Linked DNA regions of Mus musculus: region 2 is linked to region 1. A link is a loop called in an ENCODE intact Hi-C map of the cell type or tissue named here. Cell type or tissue: left cerebral cortex. All regions are shown on one strand.

Evidence for each region. Peaks named below come from ENCODE experiments on the same cell type or tissue, not always from the same donor. Only the 100,000 strongest peaks of a DNase experiment are listed, where the experiment ranks them.
Region 2: it touches region 1 in a loop (1.8-fold over the local background); 2 of 42 quality-filtered maps call a loop at or near these places.

What each region holds. Positions count from the first base shown.
Region 1 is chr6:134,561,236-134,569,235 of GRCm38, reverse strand. It overlaps Lrp6 (low density lipoprotein receptor-related protein 6), which reads left to right and starts at 2,323. Exons shown (of 23, transcript NM_008514.4): 1 at 2,323-2,593. The coding sequence starts at 2,539. In left cerebral cortex, no CTCF peak of the experiment used is centred here; DNase peaks (open chromatin) are centred at 1,979, 2,297 and 3,184; H3K4me3 peaks cover 2,481 bases; H3K27ac peaks cover 1,462 bases.
Region 2 is chr6:134,450,314-134,458,313 of GRCm38, reverse strand. It overlaps Lrp6 (low density lipoprotein receptor-related protein 6), which reads left to right. Exons shown (of 23, transcript NM_008514.4): 19 at 546-656; 20 at 2,029-2,259; 21 at 3,481-3,617; 22 at 4,667-4,764; 23 at 7,234-8,000. The coding sequence ends at 7,528. Gm52921 (a long non-coding RNA gene) reads right to left here and starts at 7,237. Exons shown (of 2, transcript XR_003956530.1): 1 at 6,980-7,237; 2 at 4,621-5,608. In left cerebral cortex, a CTCF peak has its summit at 4,135 (motif pointing right); DNase peaks (open chromatin) are centred at 4,113 and 7,337; H3K27ac peaks cover 782 bases.

The DNA of each region.
Region 1 (8,000 bases):
ACCCATCCTTTTTCTGCCTGGGATGCTTCATTGGCCTGGTCAGCTAAGCAGACTCTCGAGGGACATTTCAAGCCAGGGTTCTCCAGGTATTTTCTCATTCTTTGAACTATCTAGGCAAACTCAAGAGTGTCTCCATCTAGCAAGTATAACATTTTTAACTCATGTGTGTTTCCAAATCAGGGTGTTAGCTTGAGTGTGAGGGCTATGGTTATTCTCATTGTTAAATCACCAACACTTAGCCCAGGGACCGTGTCTAATGTGCAATTAAATGGCTGAGTGACAAATCTGTTCTACAATGAGAATAGCATTGTTGCTAGGCTTCTATTACAGAGGTTCACTCCAGTATCTTTAGGAAATAAAAACACAGTCTATTAAAGGACAGGGAAGAAAAGTGCACCTCTATCCTGATACCTACTTTTGCATTATCAGTTCTGGTCTTTGCTCAAGTATACAATAGGTCTGTGCACACATATGCACACAAGTTACATCAGCAAAATTGAAATTTTCAGTTTCTTCCCACAGTACAAGAGCGATCTAGGGTCTTGCACATGAAAGCCTGCCACCATGCCAGATCCCCTTCTGTTCTCCATCTTCACTACTTTTAAGCATGCAAATTTTGTTGTTGTTTACAAAAAAGTGTGTGTGTCCTGGAGAGGGTGAGTCCCACGGCATATATCATATAAATGGAGGTCAGAGACAGCTGGAAGGAGTAAGGTCTCTCCTTCCACATTGTGGGCCCTAGGGATTGAACTTAGGCTGTCAGGCTTAGAGGTAAGTGCCTTTACCCACCGCGCTCCCTCACCAGCCTACCTGAAAACATTTCCTAACACTCCTGTACAATCCTCCAAGTTGGTTGCTTCAGGTTCTGTTACTCAGGACTTGAGTGGCCTTGGATAAGTCACCGAGTGTCTCAAATTCTTCATGTGTGCCAAGAGAATCACAGCAAAGCCAGTCTCATCTCAGGTTAGTTCTGAGTGGCCCATCTGATAAATTGCTTGCAAGCCCTAGGTGAGCCCTTTGCCCATTCGCCTGCAGAAAGGGTGTGTGATGGCTGGACAGGACACAGCTGATGGTTAACGTTTGGAGCTGGCTGGCCTAGGCTGAAGCTGGCCAGTTGACTGCAGAGGGCATTTGGGCTATTACTTGGAAATGCCCACTGCACATGTAGTGGTAGAGGTTGTTTTGGGGGCTCCTTTTTTTCTCTCAGACCTGTAACCCCTCCCCCTGAAAAGACATGTTTTATTTTCTCTTTGCTGTTAGCTACTAAGGATTTTCTCTCTCAGTTTAGAAAGCTTTAGTCCTTGTCAGCTTAGTTCACAAAAAAAGGTCTGTATTTCTTGGAAGGCAATAAACAAACAAACAAAAAACTATTGTTTTTTTTCTTTAATTTTTTTCTTAGTTTATATTTATTGTATGTAATGATGGATAAGATTCAAGCACATAATTTTCTTTTAACATGTGTGTGCCTCTTCCCCCAACATTAGCTTCACTCTTTTTCCCAGATAGTCATACTTTTATTTTCTTATCATCTATGTGTTAACTCATATATAAAGGCATTTCTACACACACACACACACACACACACACACACCCCTAGATCCACATATGAGGGAAACTTGTCTGAGTAAGGTTTACTTATGTGTATACAATCCCACAATCTTTGTCTTTTCCCCATGTGTGTGACTTTATGTGTATATGTAAAGCAGGCTCCACACTAGGAGAAAAACATACTTTTTTTTTTTTTTAAAGTCCGAGTCTGGTTTATTTTACTTCCTATGATGAGGATTCTCAACCCAGTCCACTAGCGATGTGCTCCGCGTTGGCTTCTGCACACCGTTCCCCTGGCCCGCCGCTTCGGGAAAGCGTAAGCCGCAATGGCACTTTGATTTTCCTACGTCCCGGGGCAGCCCCGGGGTCCGCAGCTCCACCTGGCTCGGCGGCCGGGCGCACAAAGAGCGGCGCGGGCGGCGACGGGCCGGGACGCAGAAAGTAGTCCCGACCACGCCGGCCCCAGTGTCGGCCGACGTCGCCTCACGCCCTCCGCCGCCCGGGGAAAGAATCCCATCGGAATGCGCCTCGGGAAGACCTTATCCCCGCAGCGTGCGGGGGCTCGCGAGGCTCAACCCGCGGGGGCTCTCCGGGGAGTCGGCGCGCGCGGCGGTCGCGGCTCCCGGGGTCCGGCCGCGGCGCGCTGAGGACGGGGGTGGGGGGAGTCGGGCGCGCAGGGAGACGGCGGCGGCCCCGCGGCGGATCCCTGCGCCGCTGCGAGAGGAAGAGGCTGAATGAGGCGCCGCGCGGGGGACGTGGGGCGCCGCGGGAGGAGGCGGCGGCATGGGGGCAGGCGCTGGCGTCGCGCGAGCCCGGGCCGGAGCGGCGCGCTAGAGCCCTGACGTGCGCCCTTTTCTTTCTTCTCGCGGCCGCGGAAAGCATGAGCGTGCAGACCCGCCGCTGCGGCGGCCGCCCCGGCTCCTCGCCCGCGCGTCCCCTGGCCGCCGGGCGCCGGTGAGGGCCGCGAGCGCGCGCGGTGGTGGGGGGAAGATGGGGGCCGTGCTGAGGAGCCTCCTGGCCTGCAGCTTCTGCGTGCTGCTGAGAGGTGAGGCGAAGCGAGGCGAGGCCGGGGGAAAAGTTGCCGGGGTCCCGGGAGGGGGAGGGGAGGTGGCGGGGACAGCGGCGGGGACAGAGGCCTGGCGCTGGGGAGCCGCGCGAGGAAGGGGCCCGCGGTCGGGGGCCGCGCCCGGCCGCCGCGCACACCCCTGGCCGGCCCCGCGGCGCCGCCGGACAAAGCTGCGGGCCTCGGGGGGACCCCTGGCCCCCCGCACTCCATCGGAATGACTGACGGTGCCCGGCTCGCCTGCACTCGGGGCAGAAAGGGGCTTTTGTAGTTGCGCTTTCAGCACCATTGGTGTTGACCTCCCTCTCCCTCGAAGCCTGAGCTCACCTTTCCCGTGTCTCTTAGGTGAACTTTTTTCTTCTTCTTTAAACCCCACTATTTTTTTTTTCCTTCTCCCCTCTCTAGGCCTTGTTACAACTAATAATTGTCTTCCGCGGGGATAGAATGGTCCTGGGTGAGAGCACAGTTGGAAATTGACTCTAGGGTGATAGGTCGCGCTTTTCAGCATTCGGGATCATCTGAGCCCATAATAAAAACACAAACGTTGCCCTCGTAACCCCTGGTATTCAGGACTCGCCCCCTGTTTGCGGAGTGTGCAAGTGTACAGTTGGCACCAAGTAGGGAAGTCATCCTTGTGTGGCGAGGAGCCTATCCTGGGAACTAAATTATCATTTGCTGGGCACCCCTGGGAACTGCTTGGCACTTTAGTAAATAACAGAGAATGCCCTGGGTAATTTGCTATGGGAATCGCTTAAACGTAGTGGCTCTGTGGTGTTTTGAATTTGGACTGTGAGGCTGAGACGTACGTCCTGACTTTTTGTTGTGTGACAGTTTGCAATGGAAACCTTGTCGACTGGTCTTCAGTTGATGAGCGATGGGGGCTGGTGCCATGGAGAGTGTTGCCTGTGCAAGAATTGAGGTGCTGTTTGACGCCGTATCTTGTTGTTCGCTTTTGTTAACTTACCTGTGCCAGTTAATGGGACCTCTCTGGGATTCTTAGTTATTAATTTAACAAGCTCAACGTTTAAGTCCGTCAGAAGTATGGAAGTTTGCAAAGTAGGATAGTAACTAACAATCTTATGATGTAAATGGGACAGCCTATCATCTATGCATGTGTGTATTTGAATAAGACTATTTGCCTTAAAACCCCCCCACCATTTTCTAAAAATAAGCGTATCCCGAATTGTCTAGTCCTTTTTGCAAATACCAGAAAGATAATTGCTGTTTTAATTTCCATGGCAGAGAACTCAATGTTATTACTCAAGAGATTTAATAATCAAGTGTTTATTTTGTTATAGTAAACTCTACATTGAAAGATTTTGCTGTAGCTGTGAGAAAGTTGTTATTAACATGTGAATATGATTGACAAGTTCATAAGAGTTAAAATGTAGAACTAGTGGATTGATTTAGAGTTGGGAAAGTCTAAATCTGTGACTTCTGATGGCTTTAGCGCCTGAAAGTCCAGCTGCCATTCTTAGAGGGGACATAGGACTGTTTGTTTATTTTGATAACAGGTTTGAGCCTAGAGTTGAGTAGATTCATGCATGAGTTTGGTTTAGAGATGGTGAAGCATGATATTGTGTGTAACAAGATCAAGAAGAGGTAACTGTCCGAAGTGGAGCTTATTTAAATGTAATACAATAATGCTAAGGAGGTCTTTGTTTTTCTGTTTAGCATTATTTAATTGTGAGCATATATCATTCCAACTGAAACTGTCTTTTTGGTGTAAACGATTCCTAATTTAAAGTTTCTTCACTTCTTGGCACTGTTAGCCTCTGTTATAAGTGACAGTCACCCTTGGTTTCCCAGGAGCAAAGTGTGATTTAATTACTTGTAGTTCCCAGAAGAGGTGGTACTTTTACTTTGGGTTTGTGATGATGTGTGACTTTGGGACTTTGTACCTTATAGCCTTGTTTACTCACCAGCAGTTGAAGGTCATTTAATACTGCCATCGCTAGGCTGCACCCTGTCCTAGTTACCAAGTGACAAAGAATATTGGGAAAAACTTGAAAGTTGAGGATTTTAGCACCATAGACTTGAGTTTAAAGCTAGATCTTCATTATTTCTGCTTCTGGTTCTCTCTGTCTCAGCTTATCTATAAAACATGGGTAATAATACCTGTCTGGCTGATTTGCAAGGGTTATTAGGTGTGTTTAATGAAGTAACATAGGAGTGCTTTCCAAATATTAATTAAAAAGTTTTAAAGACAGGATCTTTCTATGCTGCCCAGGCTGACCTCCAAGTGCAACTCAACTCTTCTCCTTTCCCAACCTCCTGAGTGTGGGGGTCACAGGCATGCCTCCCCATATATGGCTATAAATAGTGTTATTTTTATATGTGAAAATTTTTTTTTATTATTTATGGATGTGTCCTCAATTGTTGGTGATTAGAGATTTAATTTGTTTAAGATTCAAGAGTGCTTAAAGTAGATGATATTGTTGTCATTTGTAAGAAGTTGGGGCACAAAAAAAAAGTTGGGGCACTCTCTGTCAGCTAGTTCATTGTAGAGCAGGGCTTTTCTCCGTTCTCTGGCCAGTGTGCCTGGAGTAGCTCCTGTGTGAATCTCAGTTCCTCAGGGCGGCTGGAGTAAGGCAGACAGGGCTTTGCTCTTTCAGACCCCACAGCTTAGGTTAGGTCTAGTCAGGTACCAATAGGAAAAACATTATCTCTGATTTTCTAGATGAAATATTTTTGGAAAGAGCCACACACAGTTTTATAAAAAATTAATTTTTTAATTTTTAAAAACTATGTGTGTCTGTATATAATGAATGAAGCATGGGTTCTCTGGCGCTGGAGTTACAGGTGGTGTGAGCCACTTAATGTGGATGCTGGGAACTGAACTCAGGCTCTCCAGAAGACAGTGTGCACTCTTAAATCCAGCTGCAAGAATTACAGTATTTGAAGGCAAGCATGGAAGCATATGCCTGTAGTACCAGCATTTGATAGGAGGCAAGGCTAGCCCAGACAACATAGTAAGTTTGAGGCCAGCATGGGAAAAAAAAAGAAATCTTTATCAATAACAACCATTATCACCCCCAAAACAAAAAACAAGTTTTCAAATGACATCGAAATAGGTACTTGGTAAGTACTGTATCTTGGTTTTCTTTGAGGAGACTTCTTTTTTGGTTTTTCAAGACAGGGTTTCTCTGTGTAGCCCTGGCTGTCCTGGAACTCACTCTGTAAACCAGGCTGGCCTCGAACTCAGAAATCCTCCTGCCTCTGCCTCCCGAGTGCTGTGATTAAAGGCGTGCGCCACCACTGCCCAGCTTGAGGAGACTTCTTAAAATTCTTATTATTTCCTGTAAAAAATATTTTTATTTTTGAGACTCATACATGCATATAATATATTTTGATCATATTTATTCTCCTATCCCTTCTCCTATCTTCTTACTCCTGACCTCTCCCAGGTCTGTTTTCATCCGCTCTGAACTTTGAGTTCTTTGTCTTTAAAATAGTCTACCAAGTCCAGGTTGTGTTGCCTATCTACTGGTGGGTTTGGTACCATTTACTGGAGCATAGTAAATCTGTCAGGGGCCACACAGGTAGAGAAAAGGACTCTTCCTCCCCCAGAAGCCATCTGTCTGTAGCTCCTCTGTAGCAGTAGGGAGGGGAGCGCATGAGCCTCTCTCCCCACCTCCATGCTGGAATGCTGACATACTTGATCTTGTGTGGGTCTTATGCAGCCCACCACAGCTGCTGTGAGTTCATGTGTGCAGCACTCCTGTCATGGCCAGAAGACATTATTTTGCTCTGCTCCTGCATGACTTTTGGCTCTTAAAATCTTTTAAGATGGTCCCTGAGCCTTGTGGGGAAGGGAGTATAACATAGATGTTCTCTTGTGGCCGGGCTTGTTAATATGACAATTCTCTGCTGCCTGTCTTCCTTCCCCCAGCCCACTTTTTGTAGAGATGTGAATGGTATCTGAACAAACTGAAGTGTTTACAACTAATATTTCTAGAAAAGTGAGTCTTTCAGAATTGATTTCTCCTTTAAATCAGGTATTACAACGTTTTGAGGCAGTCAAATGAATTTTGGCATGGGAGTCGGGATAGCATATTTTTCTAAGTTTGGTGTTTTGTGCTTTGGTTGGTCACTTAGTCTCCTTGTACCTTATTGTCTTTATCAAGCCAAGGGTCAATTTTGGAGATTTCTGCTCTATTTATGGGCTTTGCGAAGTCTGGAAGGTGAAAGGGTCAGTTGTAACTTTCTTTGCACAGTAGCCATCAAACTTGACAGTGATATAGTTTTTGTTACTTTGTTTTTCCTTTTTGAGACAGGTCTGCTTACAGAGTGGAGGTTGGCTTCAGGCTCCTCCTGCCTCTGCCTCCCAGGTGCTGGAATTACAGGCATGTATCACCATGCCTGGCTCTCCCAGCAGCTTTATGTGTGTGTTTGCGTGCTTGTGCACCTGTGTGTGGGTACATTCATCCATGGTTGTAGGCACTAGTCATCTTCCTCAGTTGCTCTCCTCCTTGGTTTTTGAACACTGAGTCTGGGGCTTACTGATTGGCTGGTTTGGCTACGGCTCCCTTGGTCTTTACCTCCCAATCCTGAGACTATAGATGTTTCTGGGTGGTTTTTTACATGGCTTCTGGAGATATGAATTCAGAACCTCATGTTTGCAAGCACTTTACCCATTAAGCCATCTTTTTAAAAAAAATTATTATTGTATCTAAGTACACTGTAGCTGTCCCAGACACACCATAAGAGGGTGTCAGATCTCATTAAGGATGGTTGTGAGCCACCATGTGGTTGCTAGGATTTGAACTCAGGACCTGCAGAAGGCTGAGCAATCTCTCCAGCCCCCAAGCCATCTTTTTAAAACGGACTTTTTAGGGAACGTGTGCTGTGAGAAGCACTGGAGCGCTTGGGTGATCCTCTGAGGGTTCGGCTCACTCTGAGTTGGTAATGGTGATGAGGACTCGGTTTGGGTTGGTCTGAAGCTCTCACCCCAGCTTCCTTGTCCTAGATTTGCTTACCTGGCTAGAAAATAATTTGCAAAACTTGAAAGTTTCAGTTCACTGTTACCAGAAGTGCTAACAGTGTTTACCCATTGATCAGTTTTTTAGAGAACTTTTTCCTTAGCTTTAATTAGAGGTGTTGCTATTTGTTAAACTGACCTGTGTCCTTATCCATGCTTTGACCATCAAAGAGGACTTTTCTCTCTTTTAGTATAGAGGTGGTTCTATAAAGAGATACACATTGATGGAAATTATTTTGTGAGAACAAAATTTGTCTGAATAATTTAGATGTATTGGAAAAACAAGTAACAAAACTGTAGTATAACTAGTGCGGGAACTTTGGTTTTCACTGTGGAAATTTTAGTGAAAGTTTATGTTTGAGATGATTATAGAGGGACCACTGTATTAGAAAGGAGTGGGGGTCTTAT
Region 2 (8,000 bases), 110 kb after region 1:
GCGCCTAAGGAAGCCTTAAGAAGCTGTCAGACCTCTCAGTATTGGAGTTAGATGGTTGTGAGCATCTGTGTAGGTGCTGAGGAGGGACCTCTGGAAGAGCAGCCAGGGCTCCTTAACCATGGAGCCTGCTCTCCAACCACAGGCGTGTTTTTGTATGACTAGTTTTTCTCAAGAGCTAACACAGGGTACATTGAGCATTCCCTAACATATTCTGAGAATGAGGTCCAGTTACCTGCCACTATGCTCCCTCTACCTCCAAACTACACGAAGGACCAGGGCTCCAACGTATGAACCTTAGGAGGAAGGAATACATTTAGACCATCCAAACCACACCAGTAAGTTCTGAAAATTGAGAAATAGCACCAAAAGTTAAGTGAAATAAAAAATTTGATAACAAAGCAGAGAATATCATTTTTACCAGTGGGAATCCTTAGAGGTAGCACTCACCTGTGTCTGAGCCTGATGTGTTTTTAGATTATACTTAGAAAGCATTTGATAGAATTTGTCTTTTCATGGTGATAAAAATAAAACTGCCTTTTTTCTAGTGCTTTGTTTAATTGATCAGTTCCGCTGTGCCAATGGTCAGTGCGTTGGAAAGCACAAGAAATGTGACCACAGTGTGGACTGCAGTGACAGATCTGACGAGCTGGACTGTTGTAAGTAGGAACAAAGCCTTGTAAATCCCTCACAACGGAGAATTTGAAAAATACCTATTCCTTTGCTTTTTGTATTTCACTTACAATCCCGATTTCCTTATGTAAAACACATATACTAGTTACTTGTGCCTAAGATATTTTGTTTTGCCTTTAATAATTGTTTAAGGACAGTAGTTGCGATATATTTAGTAAAACACCAGAAAAGAGCAAGCATTGCCTTGCCACAACTAAAGACGCAAAATCCTCAGATCATTTAGATGCATGGAAGCTAACTGGTGATCGACCTTCATTCTGAATATTAGGTTATGTTTAACCATTCTTGACATGTTTCTACCAGTTTCTCGGGATCTAGAACCTAAATGCTTTCTTCCTCCTTTCCTGCCATCCTGTCTCCCTCATCCCTCCTGTGCTTGCTTGTCTGTCTCTCTTCTTCCTTGCTTCCCTCCGAGGTAGCCTGCAGTGGTGAGGAGGAAGCCTGCCATCAGTGTGGAGCAGAGCATCAAGAGAGGGTTATTCGTCCTCGCGTCTTGGCACTGGGAAGGCACCAGGAGAGAGTACAAGCGTGGCAGCGGGCAGGGTAGGGTAGAGAGGGCGCCACAGAGGACACACACTGAGCTGAAGCTGATGGCCACAGCCAGGAGGCTGCTGCCGCTGTCACTGTGTTTCTGTTAGAGATGAGCTTAGCTACATTGACAGGAGCTTGGCATATCAGCAGGCAGGACGTGCTCTAACGGCTCTTCAGTTACGAGATTATCCATGGGTTAACTAGTCAGAGTGGAAGAATTTTTCTTTTGAGTAACTGGGTGCTAAGTCTGATAACTCACTTCTTCCTGTTTTCCCAAATTCTGCTTCTTAAACACTCACGTAGTCAGAAGCCCAGGAAGGCGAGTGTGCTGGGAGTCTCCTGCAGTGCTCTGGCCTTCCTCCCTGTGTCCTCTAGTAATCAGGGACCTGGGTTTATCTTACTCTCAGGCGGCCGGGGAGCCCGAGAACAGTAGTGGTTGGATCCAGGTGCCTTCACTCACCTGCAGCTTTCTGGTTCCGAGCTGCTCTGGCCTTTTTCACCATTCCACTGAAAGCATTTGGTGACATCTTTGGGTCTGTCCCTTCTAGCCAAAAGTTTACAATGATACTTCCTGGTCTGTTGTCTTATTTTCATTTAACAGAGCTTCTTTAAGTTTATTTAAATTAAATAATGCCATTTAATTCATATTTTTATGTTGTATGATATATATGTATATATGTATGTGTTCATATATAAATTTTATGTTGTTTGATTTATCAACATTGTTTTTATTTTTGTATTCTTGTATTGCTATTTTGAATATGCAGTTGCTTTCCTATTAGCTAACTACAGTAATCTCTATTTTAGATCCAACTGAGGAGCCAGCACCACAAGCCACCAACACAGTTGGTTCTGTTATTGGAGTAATTGTCACCATTTTTGTGTCTGGAACCATATACTTTATCTGCCAGAGGATGCTGTGTCCTCGTATGAAGGGAGACGGGGAGACCATGACTAACGACTATGTGGTTCACAGCCCGGCGTCTGTGCCCCTTGGTTATGTTCCTCACCCAAGCTCTCTCTCTGGATCTCTTCCAGGTAAGTGGCAAGCGATTTATGAGAATCTGCTCTTGTCCAGTTTTAAGTTCTAGGATTACAAACTACTCTGGGTTTAAGGAATTGTGAGAACTTTTTTTTTTTTACAGTTTTATACTGCCTTTCTATGCAAAAGGACTTAAGTATGACTTTGTCAGCCAGCTCCATGCCTCTGACTGCACCAATGAAATTCAGTGCTTGGTGAATACCTACTCTGTATAATTTCATCGAAGGGGGACCCTGAGGCTATGAGTGTAGGAATAAAGGAGTGGGAAGACAGCTCAGTTTGCTGTCCACAAACAAGGATTTGGAAATAGCTGGTTGGCAAGGAGAGAATATAGTCCCCTGTGCCCTCTCCTGATCTAACATGCTGACAGTGGTGTGAGGTGTGAGGTGGGTTAGCCAGATGTTCCCGCCTGGCTATAATATTCTTGGGGAGTAAAGCTTTCCCTAGTGCTTAGTGCCTTTAGTGAAAAGAATCCTGGGTTTTTATGCATCTGGAGGAGATGCCTGGTCAGAGCTCTCTGAAAATAGGAATTTACTATGGTTGTGACTCTCAGAAGAGCCACACTATTTAAGCTGGTGAGTAATGATGCGTCTTTGTTGCCGTACCTACTTGCAGTGGGAATGGGACCCTACTTGGAACAAACAGAACTTGTATATTAGCATTAGGAGCTTTGAGTTCAGAGGTGTCTGAGTTCTGTAGGTAAAGTGGTGTTTTCTTTCCCAGCACTCGGGAGGCAGAGGCAGGTGGATTTCTGAGTTTGAGGCCAGCCTGGTCTACAGAGTGAGTTCCAGGACAGCCAGGGCTACACAGAGAAACCCTGTCTCGAAAAACCAAAAAAGAAGTGTCTTCTATGCATTGTGTCTGTCTTATAAAAACACTTGGCATTCTTTGGCGCTTATCTGCTGGCTTGACCTACTCTGGTTTACAGTCTTCACCCCCACAGTTCTTTCCTTAAGTCTTCCATGAGAGGTGCTTACTTTGAAGGGCTGTTTCCACGGACAGAGTCAGGTGGGAGCTGCTTGGCCTTACTTGAGGCCAGTTCTCAGTGAAGCCCATGGTTTGGACGTTCATTTCCCTTTTCCATGAACTCTTTACAGCTGTTAGGAGGAAAAGAGGGTGGATGTTGCTTTAGTTGATGTTCTTCTAACTAGAGTGTTGATTAGCTGTTTCGTGTATTTTTATAAATGTTACTCACCCTTCATTTTTCTTTCCTTCAGGAATGTCTCGAGGCAAATCAATGATCAGTTCCCTCAGTATCATGGGGGGAAGCAGTGGGCCCCCCTATGATCGAGCGCACGTCACGGGAGCCTCCTCAAGCAGTTCTTCCAGTACCAAAGGCACTTACTTCCCTGCAGTAAGCACGCTCTTGCTTTCTTTACACTGTTAAAGTGCATATCGTGTTAGATGAATTCATTTCAATGTGGGGCTTAAGCACATAGGAGTCAGTGGAGAGTTTACCACCACTGCCCTGTGCTTGCAAATCTTTTAAATTTACTGTTGAAACATAATTTCAACATAGTTGAAAGCATTAGATAGTAATTTCATAATTCAGATAAAGTTAAACTAGTAAGGAGCCAGACAGACTTACTAAAGGCAGCAGCTGTGGCTGGGGAGATAGTTTAGTCATTAGAGTGCTTGTCTCACAAGCAAGAGGACCTGGGAGCACAAGATAAAAACTGAGCCTCACTCATAATCCCAGGGCTGCAGAACTGGGAACAGGAGGCCCCCTGGAGTTCACTGGTCAGCCAGTCTAGACTAGTTAGAGAAATCCAGGCTAATGAGCAAGCCTGCCTCCCCCCACCGCCACCCCTTCTAAGTAAGTAAGTAAGTTAGTAAGTATAGTGTTCTGCCTGCACTATGCCTGCAAGCCAGAAGAGGGCACCAGATCTCATTATAGATGGCTGTGAGCCACCATGTCCTTGCTGGGATTTGAACTCAGGACCTCTGAAAGAGTAGGCAGTGCTCTTAACTGCTAAGCCATCTCTCCAGCCTGAGCAAGCCTGACCTAAAGGAGGTGGACAGTGTCCCTGAAGATGACAACTAGGGTTGTCCTCTGGCCTGCAGACACGCATGCACACGTGCTCTTGTACATACACGCATAAAAATAAAATTTAAGAGAAAGGACACTTAGAATTCCTCTTAAACTAATAAAAATTCTGTTTAAAAAGTAGAATCTGCCTGTGCCAAACACACCAGTGACGTAGGTGACCTGTTTTCTCCTCTCTGCTTGGCCCTGTTCAGGATGGAGAACTGGTCTAGGAAGGGAGCCACAGTCATGAAGGCAGTTGTTTTGGGAAGGAGAGTATGGTAATACTGCAATGGGAAAGAACGGACACAAAGATGAGGAGACAGAGATCTGTGGGGATTGTCCTTAGCTTAATATTTTAATTGTTTTCCTTTTAGATTTTGAACCCACCACCATCGCCTGCCACAGAAAGATCCCATTATACCATGGAATTTGGTTATTCTTCCAACAGTCCTTCCACACATAGGTCCTACAGGTAAGACACACCCTTTCCATATTCTGTTTGTGAACATACAGACCATGATCACCAAAGAACAGGATTTTTGTTCACCTGTAAATCCTTTCTTTCTCTGGGCATTTTTTAAAAAAAAAGATCTATTTATCTATTTTATGTATATGAGTACACTGTAGCTGTCTTCAGATACACACTAGAAGAGGGAATCAGATCACATCAGAGATGGTTGTGAGCCACCATGTGGTTGCAGGGAATTGAACTCAGGACCTCTGGAAGAGCAGTCACTGCTTTTAACTGTTGAGCCTTCTTTTCCAGACCCATTCTGTATTTTAATAGGCAGTTACACAAGCTGAGTAATGCAGTTGAGAACTAGGCAAGACAGTTCAGAGCGTCGTGAGAACTTGCATACAGCAGGAGCATCACATTGAAAGAGAAATGAGAAGAAGCTTGGTCCATGTTTACATACGTCACTGTGACCTGGAATGAAAGTTTTATGTAGTTAGTTGCCTGTTATAAACAAGTTTCCTTAAAATGAACAGAGCATATTTGTAAGTGGCAACAGGAAATGGTGGCCTGTCTTCATGTGAGTGTGCTGAGCAGGTCACTCTTCCAAGCTCTTCAAACATCAGCAGAAGGTCGGGAGTGCTACATTCTGTGTCTGCAGGCCTCAGTGCCGATGCCATTAGAATAATGTTTGCTTTCAGTCACGTGGATCAGGGTGACTGCAGAGACGGAGGTACAGTGGAAACTGCCTGCCAGCGTCAGCTAGGACCAATAGGGCTGGCTCCATCCAATAGGTCTGTCCATGAGTTACTGTAAGGTCGTGAATGCCCCAGGCATGTTCTAATCAAAAGCAGAGAAAGGCCTGAAAATTGAAAAGGAGAACCAGAACCTAAAATTATTTATTTACAACTTATTTAATTCTGCTAGAATAAAACATAGATCAAAGTATGAAACAGTTTTTAAATCATTTCCTGTATTAGGTCTAAAATCTGTCTTAACCTTTTTGTCATTTGCCATGATTTTTAGATTTACAGAATTTTGTTGACCAATTTTCTTTTTTTCCTTTTCTTATAAGACTGGAAGTATTTAGCTTTTAAAATTCTGATTCCAAAAATCTTGCTAGCCTTTGACACCTGCTTGGACAGAAAGGTGAAACAGAACAGGAAAAGCGCTCTGACAGTGTCCTGGCTGGACTGAAGCTGCAAGCCCCAATCCTGCTCAGGGCGGCTGCGGGGCCAGGCTGCGGGCAGCAAATTCTGGGTGCTGTGCCCCCAGGAAGCTTATGAGCTCCCTGTCAGTTATTCTGGCCCTTGCCCCTGGTCTTGCAGTCAGTGTATTTTAGAGACAGTAAATGCATGAATCTTTAGGATAAGTATAAGATAAGCTTAACCATATTTACAATTAGAGTCCTAAGAGGTCATCCGGGGATAAGTCAGTGTTGTAGTCGGCTCTGCCTTCATGGAGTGTTCCTCACCACGGCACTTTTTTTTAGATAATTACATTTCAAATTTATGAACTGTAGGTTACTTAAGAAGGTAGGTAAACAAGTGTAAGCATGTTAGACTCTTGTTCTGTTATAAAGTTCACGCACTGTCTGAGTATTTAAATTGATCGTTTTGATAATTGAAACCATACTTAGGACTGTATACCCGGGTACCCACAGAAATCAAAACGACTACTTGCAAGTTAGAAGGGTTTCCCTTTGCACATGATAGTGATGGGATAGATCTGCCCTCACTGGGAGTTTAGCCTGAATCGTGTAATATTTTACTTTGAAAAGAAATGAAGTCTTCAGACATCATAACTTACCTATCAGGCAAATTATGAATGACTGAAGAATGTGAGAGCGTAGACTGTGAAGACCCATTCTACACACTGCTGCTCCAGGAGCTGCTGAGATCATGAGTGCGAGGTGTGTGGCAGAGGTTAGACCACCAAGGCTGGAGCTGAGAGTAGACCACTTGCTCTGGGGGAAAGGCCCTGGCTCAGTTCCCGGCACCAGTGAAAACCAGAGTGCTTTTCTAAAGTGCATCGATAGGTACAGCTCTTGAGTTGGTTTGCTTTTATTCTTTTTTTATTTTTATTTTTCAATATGTCTGGGGGTCAAACCCAGGGCCTCGTGCACAGCAAGCACACGCATCTAGATTTACCTCAAGATAGAAGAGCTATTTGGGGCCCAATTGAGTTCCTCTCTGCTCTCCAACTCCATCCCTTTTTACTTGCCTCTACTTACATTTTACTTGCGTAGGTCTTCCTTTGTTGATGTGCTATTCGTTGCCTCTCCATCCATGTCTGTGAAGAGCAGTGGCTCTTTGGTTGTGATGGTTTTGGGGATTGAACCCATGGGCTCACTGCACACAGCAGTCACGCGAACTACCCATCCCCTACACAGATTTCGACTGCACCAGCTCCCAGCCTTCAGACTGATTTCTGATGCAGTCTGCTTCTATAAAACTAACGCAGTGCTCTATTGCTTTCCTGCTCTAGCTATAGGCCGTACAGCTACCGGCACTTTGCACCGCCCACCACACCCTGCAGCACTGATGTCTGTGACAGTGACTATGCTCCTAGCCGGAGGATGACCTCGGTGGCAACAGCCAAGGGCTACACCAGTGACGTGAACTATGACTCAGAACCTGTGCCCCCACCGCCCACACCCCGAAGCCAGTACTTGTCAGCGGAGGAGAACTATGAAAGCTGCCCCCCTTCCCCATACACGGAGAGGAGTTACTCCCACCACCTCTACCCGCCACCACCCTCCCCCTGCACGGACTCCTCCTGAGGAGGGCCCCTCCTCCTCTGACTGCCTCCACCGGGACATGTAAATACACATCTGGTTGAGATCTGGAGGGGGGGAGGGAGCTATAGAGAAGAGTGAGGCAGACTCTGTACAGTTAACATTATAAAGTGGGTGGGTGCTGGAGATATTTGTACAGAAGAAAAGAATATTTATATATTTTCTTAAAACAGCAGTTTTGCTGCTTGTGCCATAAAAGTTTGTATAAAAAATAAATTTGTACTAAAAGTTTTATTTTTGCAAACTAAATACACAGAGCATGCCTTAAGCCCAGTGAAGAGACTGAGTACAAAGGAAACAGGAAAAGAAAGGCATCACTGACCAGGAGTGTCTGGGTTTTAACGATACCAAAAAATAAAAAGGAGAAAGTAATTCCATCTTAGAGTAGCAAACTTGGAAGTAGCCAAATTGCCTTTGGGTTAACTAACATTTGAGGGCCGACAAGTCGAGAACCCAT